Regions from separate parts of the Mus musculus genome. Here region 1 is linked to region 2. Evidence: chromatin contacts called from ENCODE Hi-C or POLR2A ChIA-PET data. All regions are on one chromosome and are shown on one strand. The core of a region is the stretch at or near the end of the contact, and the rest is flanking DNA. Distances in the headings are between cores, read along the strand shown.

The links. A loop is a pair of places that touch in the nucleus more often than their neighbours do. ChIA-PET counts read pairs that join two places held with the same protein, here RNA polymerase II (POLR2A).
Region 1: POLR2A ChIA-PET joins it to region 2 with 12 read pairs in Patski. The contact joins the promoter of Rgs12 here to the promoter of Msantd1 in region 2. A Hi-C loop is called at or near these places in 2 of 37 maps with a recorded cell type or tissue (gastrocnemius and heart). POLR2A ChIA-PET finds 5 or more read pairs at or near these places in 4 of 5 experiments (Patski and embryonic stem cell).

Annotation. Positions count from the first base shown.
Region 1 is chr5:34,946,716-34,951,352 of GRCm38, forward strand. It overlaps Rgs12 (regulator of G-protein signaling 12), which reads left to right and starts at 2,733. Exons shown (of 17, transcript NM_173402.2): 1 at 2,733-2,809.
Region 2 is chr5:34,914,386-34,918,773 of GRCm38, forward strand. Msantd1 (Myb/SANT-like DNA-binding domain containing 1) reads left to right here and starts at 1,530. Exons shown (of 3, transcript NM_207277.1): 1 at 1,530-3,530. The coding sequence starts at 3,211.

The sequences.
Region 1 (4,637 bases), core at 1,483-3,982, 34 kb after region 2:
GGATCCCATATCCTAACCATTGTGAACAGTGCTGCAGTGAGCATGGGGTGCAGGTATTTGCCATACAACCCTCACTTTCTCTGGATACATACCAGTAGTGGGACTGCTAGATGACATGGTTGTATTTGTAATGTTTTCTTATATTTTTTGATTTATGTATATGAGTATACTATAGCTGCTTTCGGACACACCAGAAGAGGGCATCATTGGATTTTATTACAGATAGTTGCGAGTCACTATGTGGTTGCTGGGAACTGAACTCAGGACCTCTGGAAGAGCAGTCAGTGCTCTTAACCACTGAGCCATCTCACCAGCCCTATTTGTAATGTTTTGAGGAACCTCTGTGTGGTTCCCCTATCAGCACCATCAGCACCAGTTAGTTAACTGGCATCAAACACATGTAAACTGTGCAGCCATCACTCTGTCCTCCTTTAGAATTTTCCCATATTCCAAAACTTAACTTGTCCAGTATGGGCTCCTCATGTGGCCACCATGGCTGAACCCACCTCCTAACTCCTTGCCTGATAATTTAGACAGGTGACTGACTTCTGGCTGTTTTTGACCCTGCATGTTTGCCCTTGTAAAGGTGCTACCAGAGAGGAACAGAAATCTGGGAGATAGCAACCTAGGGGCAGTAAAGGGACAGAACATGGGCTGAGCATGGTCTGCCCATCCATGACCACATGAAGGATCTTGGCTGGAGGAATAGAGATTTCACAGTGACTAGCTTCTTCGCCAGCCTGAGGATCCAGGCTTGGGGACTTGAGCTTTCGTCCCTGTTCCTACATCAAGTCTATAAGGCACCTGGAATGCAGCCCAGTGTGGAGGAAATGAAAAGCAAAAAAGACCCCTATGCTGGACGCCTTTCACAGCCTCTGCTGGCTGCTCTCCGTCCTTCTTGGTGTCTCCCACAGCTCTGGGAGGCAGCCCCCTGTGGCCTGCTTCCTTCTGGCCTGGTTGTGCTTCCTTCAAAGGTCCTCTGCCTTCTCCCTACCTCCCTTTTTGTACGCTGGGATAGCTTATTGACATTAGGTCCTTTATAGTTGAGGTTCCACAAGGGCACAGAGGGTCAGGGTGACAGGCAACAAGAGGACTGTCAGCATCTCTAGGGCTGGAAGTAAGATAAGAGTGGTCATGGGATAGGGGAGAAAGCAGAAAGAGCAGTGACCCACACAAAACGACAACGCTGTGCTACCTAGCAGGGTTGACTGCTGGCTGTAGAATGGATCAGCAATGAATGTTTAAAGGGGGAAAAGACAGGAGAGGAAGAAGCAGGGCCAAGAAAGTAAGCAGAGAGATTTTGAGCTTGAAGGAGGTCATTGAGGCCAGGCTGAGAGAAGAGGTGTGAGGGGGTACCACATGCATAGAAATAGGGCTCTGTTACTCCATTGGCCTCAGTGTCACAGGGCTTCCTACTCAAGACACATTGACAGTCAATACATCTACCTATGCAGTGAAACGAAGCTGCACACTGACAAGAACACAGGGTTTACTGTCCTGGAAACACTGGAGGGACTACCAGTCGTGACTTACATTTCCTGAATTTAGGGAGGAAGTGAGTGTTAAAGGTTACAGCTATGGGGTTTTTATGATGATTTAATCTCAAGACCAAGAAGCTTGAACCAGGCTGGGGCTGGTGTTTGAGAAAAAGAGGGCCTAGGCAGTGAATTCCTGGTCTAAACTTTTTAAGTAAAATGCCCAGTTTCCTGTTTTCTGAAAGTACTTTAGCTAGTTTCTAACTGGGAATGAAACTTCTGAAGACGCTGTGGCTGCTCGGAAGTCAATGTGGGAAGGGAAGGGGAATTCTGCCCTTGACGTCTTTCACCAAAGAAAGGTCTCCTTGAGGTAGACAAGGTCCAATGTTCTGAAAAGGTTGGGCGTAGGAACTATAAAACCAGTTTGTGCAACTATTGTATCATAGCCTGAGTGGTGCTTGGGACAGGATTGATGTATTTCTCTCCATCTCAAATGCACGCCCTCAGGTAGATGACCCCTCTCCTGGCAGGTGGGAAACTTTCCTCACAAATGCATCGTGTCTCAGAGCTGCCCCTTGAAGGAGGACGAAGTGGTCTCTCTCTGCACGTGAAGAAGATCACACATCCCAGCTCTCTGCAACCATTCAAAAAAGAAACCCATCTGGCTTTTGCGATTTAGTAGGGTAGCTCAACCCCTCAGCTGGACCAAGGCGGAAGTCCCGCCCCGGCCTCCATGCTCCGCCCCGCCTCCGTCTAGCCTTAAGCCCTGGATGTTGAGCTTTCCGTTAGGTCTTCAGTCCCAGGCAAGTCCCTACTTCTTGAGCGCTTCTGTGCTAGGAGTCCGATCCCGCCTGACCCCGAGCCACTGTCCAGTAGGGCGGACTTTGCTCTCCAGGAGCCCGGCCCCCAGAAGCCGGATCCCGTTGGTCCCTGACTCCAGCTGTCCAACGACCTGATCTATCCCCTCATCCAGCTCCGTCCCCCAAAACCTGACTCCACCAAAATCCTAAACTTGGTGAATCTCGAATGAGCCCCACCAAGAGCCCAAATCACACCCTCCAAAAGCGGCTGAACTCCCCACCCTTCCAGGAGCCACACCCCCAGAAGCAGGACCCGCGGGGTCAGAGTCCCGAAGCGCACAACGGCCTGACCCGCCCCTCACGGGTCCCGCCCCCAGAGCCCCGCCCCCTAGGCCCTGGGCCCCACCCCCAGGAGTCGGAGCTCCTCTCTCAGGGGCCGGACCCTGCCCCTCCCGGAGCCCCGCCCCCGGCCCGGCGACGGCGGTGACCGTTGATGCTTTCGGCGGGCGCCCGGCGGGAGCAAGCGGCGGCCCGGTAGGTGAGCGGAGCCGGCGCGCCTCCTCGCGCGTCTTTCTTCTCTGGCGCGCGCCCCCGCCCGGCCCGGCCTTGTCCTCCTGCGGCCGTGGGGCCGAGCTCGGGCACCGCCCGCGCCTTCTTTGTTCGCGCGGGACTCCGGGAACTTGCCCGCGCGGGCTGCGGCCGGGGTCCCGCGCAGGCCGGATGTGCGGGTTCCGCAGGGCTGCAGCCCACCGGACTCGGGCGGGATCTGACCCGGCTCAGAAGCCGGCCCGGCTGGCCATGAGGGGACTTTAATGTCCAACTCAGCCCGCGGTCTCATTGTTTGGGCAGAGACCGTATCCAAGGACCCGAACTGAGGAAATGTAGGGCAAGAACGCAGGGCAGCCCACAGCGAGCGAGCATCGAGAATAGCTGGAGGGGTTAGAGCTGGGAAGTGTAGACAAGGGGGTTCAGAGTGTAGATAGAGGGGCCCCAAACCTGTGGACTGTGTGTGTGTGTGTGCGCAGAATTGTAGAGTGTAATAAGGGCTCAGCTGTGAAGTGTAGATGAAGGGGTGGTGTGTAGCTAGGGCCCAACCCCTGGAGTGTAAACAGAGGGGCTTTGACCAATAGAATACAAATGGAGGGGCCCAGGTTCCTGAAAAGGCCTCAGATGGAGTGTAGATGGAGGTCGCCCTGGTGAGGAAGCCTTGAGCCTACATCAAGCAACTGGTGTGTGGGAGAGGGGAGAGAAGCAAAATCAATTGTGAATCAAGGGCCTGCTTACATTCTAAAAGTTTCTGAAGAAAGCACAGTTGTCAGCAGGACAATTTCTCCAGAAAAACTGGGATAAAAATGTTACATCTTTTTATTTGGGGGGGGGGGGCTGGATGACAAGTACCAAGTACTCAGGCTGGCAGGATCTGGACTTCAGGCACACTGCTGGGATAGAGAAAGTCACGGGGTAGAGGGAATGGCTTAGGTAAGACTCTGGAGTAGGATGGATCTTTAAAGGATGCAAGGCCATTTCTGTGAAGTTTCTTGGAACCTACCTCAGTGGGACAAAGGAGGAGGGTTGCTTCTGACAGGAAAGATGAAAGGCTGGAGAGCTGGCAAAGGAGATCAGCAAATACCGGAGCTGAGGAAAGGCCCTCAGACTTGGGGTGGCCTGTGTGTTGCCAGTCTTGGCGCAGGAGTCAGAAGGCAGGGTTTATACTGAGTAGACCAAATTGCAGTGCATCGTGGAGTTGCCAGCTTGTGACATGAGGCACTTTGTGGTCATCCCCTGTGTCAAGGGCTGGCTCACTTTTTGCATTCTGTTTAGAACAACAACCTCAGAGGGTGGGAGCGTGGGTAGTCACAAAGGTGACACCGAGCCTGGTGACCTGGCTGCTGCAGTAGCTCCTGCAAGGATCCCAGAGGTAGGAGAGGTTGAGGCTGAGCCCTGTGTTTCTAATCCTGTTGTCATTTGACATCTGTATCTGAGACAGGCCCAGCATGCTGGTCCCATCTGGCTGCCTTGGTTGTGGGCTCCTTGCCTTGCTCTGGCAGCAAGTGCATGATGGTGGTTGCAGCGTCCCCACCCCCTTTTCTTTCTTTTTGTGTGTTTGCTGGAAACCCTGCAAACACTTACTAGTCAGCACTTGTTTTAGTTTCCTACAGAGCTTAAATCTAGTGGCTTAAACAGTTTGCTCTTCAAGGCTCAATGCCAGAAGTCTGCAATGGGTCTCACTGGCCGAATGTCCTTTGGGGATCAGAGAGATTCTCCTTCCCTTCTCATGTCAGATGGAGACTGGCCTCATCCCAGGGCTCAGGGCTTGGTTCCAGCATCACGTGGCCTTCTCTTCTCTCTTAAGCCTCTCTCT
Region 2 (4,388 bases), core at 280-2,779:
TGTGATAGCAACGTCTAACGTGCAAGCTAAACTACCTAGCTGCCCAGGCCTCTATCCCAGGCTAGGTTGTAAGGCCCCAGGAATTGCTGTGACAATCCAATTCTAAGGTAGGTCATAATCCCTCTCACTACCCACCACAGAGATAAGCTGTGCCTCACTAACCACCCAGAGCAGTTCAAACGCCTTAGTGCTCCAAAGCTTCCTAGACCCATGTCCTACTACCTTAGTCAAGGCTGTACTTAGCCACTGTCACATGTACACACATTTCATACACTTCCAGGCCTTTGTCAAGTCTTCAACCCCTAAATTTCTCCCACCAGTACAGGCTCAGTTCTCTCAAAAGTTACCTGGCATCCCACTAAAACTGGTCATTTTCTACTCTGGCTTCTATCAATATAGGCTGAGCTTGGCTGCTATCACCCTAGTCAGGCCTGGTTTCTTGCATCCTGAACAGGTTCCATAAATACAAGTTTCAGATTTGCCCCACACTCATTATGTAGAGGGGAAACCAAACCCAGGGAGCCTAAGTAGGTTTCGCCAGCTCACAACAGAACCAGTCTTGACCCCATTCAGAGTGCCTGGCCTCTCTTAAGAGATACTTTCTAAAGCTGACCTGCCCCCTTTCCCTTCAGGTTCTACTGGGGACCTAGTCCTCAGCCTCCTGCCTTCTCATCCTGTGACAACTGAGGGTCCTAGCAGGCCATGCAGCTGTGTCAAGGTATGGAACTCTACCCTGAATAGAAATAGGAAATGTCCCACCCTAGGTAGGGGCAGCTGAGGCTTGGACAAACACCTGTTCATTCTTGTCCATGGAAGCCAGGCAAGGACTCTGCTCTAGGAGGTGCCTCCACAAAGGCCACTTTGTACCTGGGACTGCTGATGCCCACATGCCTGAGAAGAGGAGGTGGGAGCCCATCTTACCCCCATCTAGGTGTCAACCAAAGTGTTATGTTGGTATGGAGTAGCTCCTGCCAGGCTGGCTCTGGTGCCTTCTATATCCTGGAACTTGGGCAAGCAGCTGTTATAGATCTTTCCTCTTCAGCCATCTAACTATAGGACCTTGAGTAATGGCAGTGATATCCATTAGCCAACAGATAGCCACTGGTCTGGCTTTGAACACTCCAGACACTCTAAGGAAATTTGTAGAAAGGACTAAGAGATGGCGGATGAGGACCTAGGATCTCCCCATATCCCTTAGGCCAACATTTTGCTAAGTCATTTATAGTCATTTAGCCGGCTCTTGTTATTTTAGAGATGAGGACACTGAGGCTGGAATCCATTGCTAAGGTCACACAGAGCTAGGTTTAAAAGCTAGCAGCTTGAAGCTAAGCATAGTGACAATACACTTTTAATTCCAGTACTCGGGAGGCAGAGACAGGGCCAGCCTAGTATATACATACTGAGTTTTTAGGCCCCAGGTTGTGCTTGTCTTGTCTTTCCTTGTTAGCTGGAGATGCTGTCTGTGGAGGCAGTAGGGCAGGTTCCTAGTTCCTTGCTCCTCAAGGATCAATCTTCTGAGCCTAAAGAACAGGGGGTCCTTCCTGGAGGAAGGAGGTAATTTCTAGGCACTGAGCTCTGAGAACCAGACCCAGGTTCCATGCTCAGCACTAGGGGGCAGCAATGAACCAGCAGGCCAGTAGTATGCCTGGCATGCTCAGTATCTATCTGACTTTGGCAGGAAGAGGAGTTTTTGCAGACCTTCTGGGTACTCTTTTAGGAGAAATGGAACAATCGTGGGTATCTGTCTGCTAGCTCAGCAGTAGGAAGTCCCAAAATGACTCCCAAGGTTCAGAGAGGAAGCCTGACATTCACCTGAACCTATGAAATGACAGCAAGACCTCCAGGGGCAACCCTCTGCCTCCTTTTCATTTCTAATTTTGGATTGAAACTCAGGTCACTCCCCCTACCCAGTAAGTTACTGACTATGCTCCTTACAGTGGACACAGGAAGCCCAGAGACATTGCTTTCTCCAGTCTAAGTTCTTCCTATCTTTGATCAGGCAGGGGGAAAGCCAACAAAGACCACTGTTGTTCTGCTGACCAGAGAGTTTTAACTAGTTGTTTGGAGACCAGGCATGACTACCAATAGAGTACTGGGCCCAGAGAGTCTAGGATCAGACTAGACTGTGTGTCCACAACAGCCAGCCTAGCATGAGGGTCTTAGGTCCATGTAGTCTCATTTGTGACTTGCCTTCCAGATGTTAGCTATTGATGCCCTGTGGTAACTTTCCCCTCTGCGGATTCCACATTCTACATTCTTGCTCTGCTGCCTCCTCAGCCTGAGGTCCCTGCCTAGCCCTGTGGGCATATTAACCCTTCCTCTTGATGTTTTGCCTGTCCCCACCCCAACACTGCTGTGTCTCTTGAGGACTAGCCCTGCTCAGGACATTGAAGTTACCCTCTGACTGCAGCCACTTTTCCTCAGCTGAGGGGCCTCCTCAGCTCAGCTCGGTTTGCCCCTTCCGTCAGGGCTGTGCTTATGCTTCTCCCCATGTTGAAGGTCAACATCTGTGTCCTTCAGGCCGGCATGGCTAGGCAAGGTCTAGCTCTGACTTGCCTGGCTTCCCAGCACCCACACAACCTGACACCCAGGGGGTTGCATTAGTTAAACAAGAGAAGCAGAGTCAATGGGGAGAAGGCTGGGCCCTATGAGGACCGGCTTCAGTAAAGCTTGGCAGGCCTCTGAGAAGAGGGTGACCTCTCAGCAAGGACCTCACCACACGAACAGCCATCAAGGCAGTATCAGGGCCTCCACCTCCTTTGTAACCCTGCACCTTATGTCTCAGCATACTACTTGCCCATCTTGGGCCTCCCTGGACTCTAACCTATATAAATCAGGTGGGGCTGAGGTAGGGACTACTGCCTAGATGCCCATGTAGGAGCCTGTCAGGCACAGTGAAAGCAAGTCTCTTCTGGGGCCTAGAGGGCCAGCAGGGTGGGAGGAGGGCTGGGAGCCACAGTGGGCTTGGGTACAGCCTCTCACTGCAATATTGATGGCCCGTTAGTGCGGCCCTGATTCCTGTGCTTTCAGTTAAAAGGTTTCTGTTGTTGTAGCTTATGCAGTTGCTCTGTTGCTATGGAAACATGACATCAAAATGACGTTTCCCGTTTAAAAGCTTTTAACTAAATTCCTGCCTGTCAGATGTAGGCCCCATTTTGAGCGTGGAGCTGCCTCGAGCAAGCGAGTGAACAAGCGCACTGCCTCTCGCCCATGGTGCGCTGGCCAGGCCTGAGGCCCTGCCTGAGTGCCATCCTTAACCCTGCAGGTGCCTCCAACATGGCAGCAGCCGAAGTGCCTGGCTACCTTGTGTCTCCTCAGACGGAGAAGCATCGGAGGGCCCGCAACTGGACAGATGCAGAGATGCGCGGCCTCATGCTGGTCTGGGAGGAGTTCTTTGATGAGCTCAAGCAGACCAAGCGCAATGCCAAGGTGTACGAGAAGATGGCCAGCAAGCTCTTTGAGATGACTGGGGAGCGACGGCTAGGCGAGGAGATCAAGATCAAAATCACCAACATGACCTTCCAGTACAGGTGAGCACGTGGGACGGTCTCGAGAGGGTCCGGGCAAGGTTGCTCCACTCTTCGGCACTCTGTGCTCTGAGGCAGGGCGGGTGTGTGTCGTCTGGGCTAGTTGTCAGAACTCCACTTGGCAAGATTGCCTTCCAAAACCGTTTGTGTAGCCTACCATTGGGAAGATGGGGAAACTGAGGCCCACAAGCAAAAGAACTGATCATTAACTCTCAAGTGGCAAGGCTGAGAGCATCCTCAGATAGACTTTGTGGGACTAGGGCTGGAGCAGCATCGTTGTGAGGATGGTTCTAAGGCTGACATTAGACCTGCCTCCTACCTGCCGTGACGCCCCAGCAGTAGACAAATAGATCAGATCTTATGACCCTGCTTCCTCAACTGGGACTACAGGGCACCAATTAGGCTTGGTTCTGCCTGTCCCACCTACCACAAGTACCCAAGTTGGGCAGGGTATGGGGTTCCTGTTTCATGTATGGAAACTGAAGCTAGAGTGAAAAGGAGGTTTGACTCCCAGGCCTGGCTCACCCCGATACCCTGAGACTACGAGAACTAGGTGAGCCCAGCCCAGGGCCAGCTTCAGGGTTGGTAAGATAGGATTTTAGGGGGCTCTCCAGGCAGCACACAACTCTAGGCTGGGGTCTCCCCATCTGTGTATCTGACTTTGCTGCCTCTCAGTTTGACTGTCCTAGCTTGCAGCCAAAGGAGAGCCTGGGGGAACTGATACACAGTTCACAGCCTGGAGCATCCCTGGCATTCAGGATGGAGTAGCTGTGGTGGGTCTGACCTCTCTGTAGAGTCGAGTGCAGGGCAGGGATCATGGATGGGCTAGAGATTGTGGACTTTGGAGGCACAAAAAAGTAG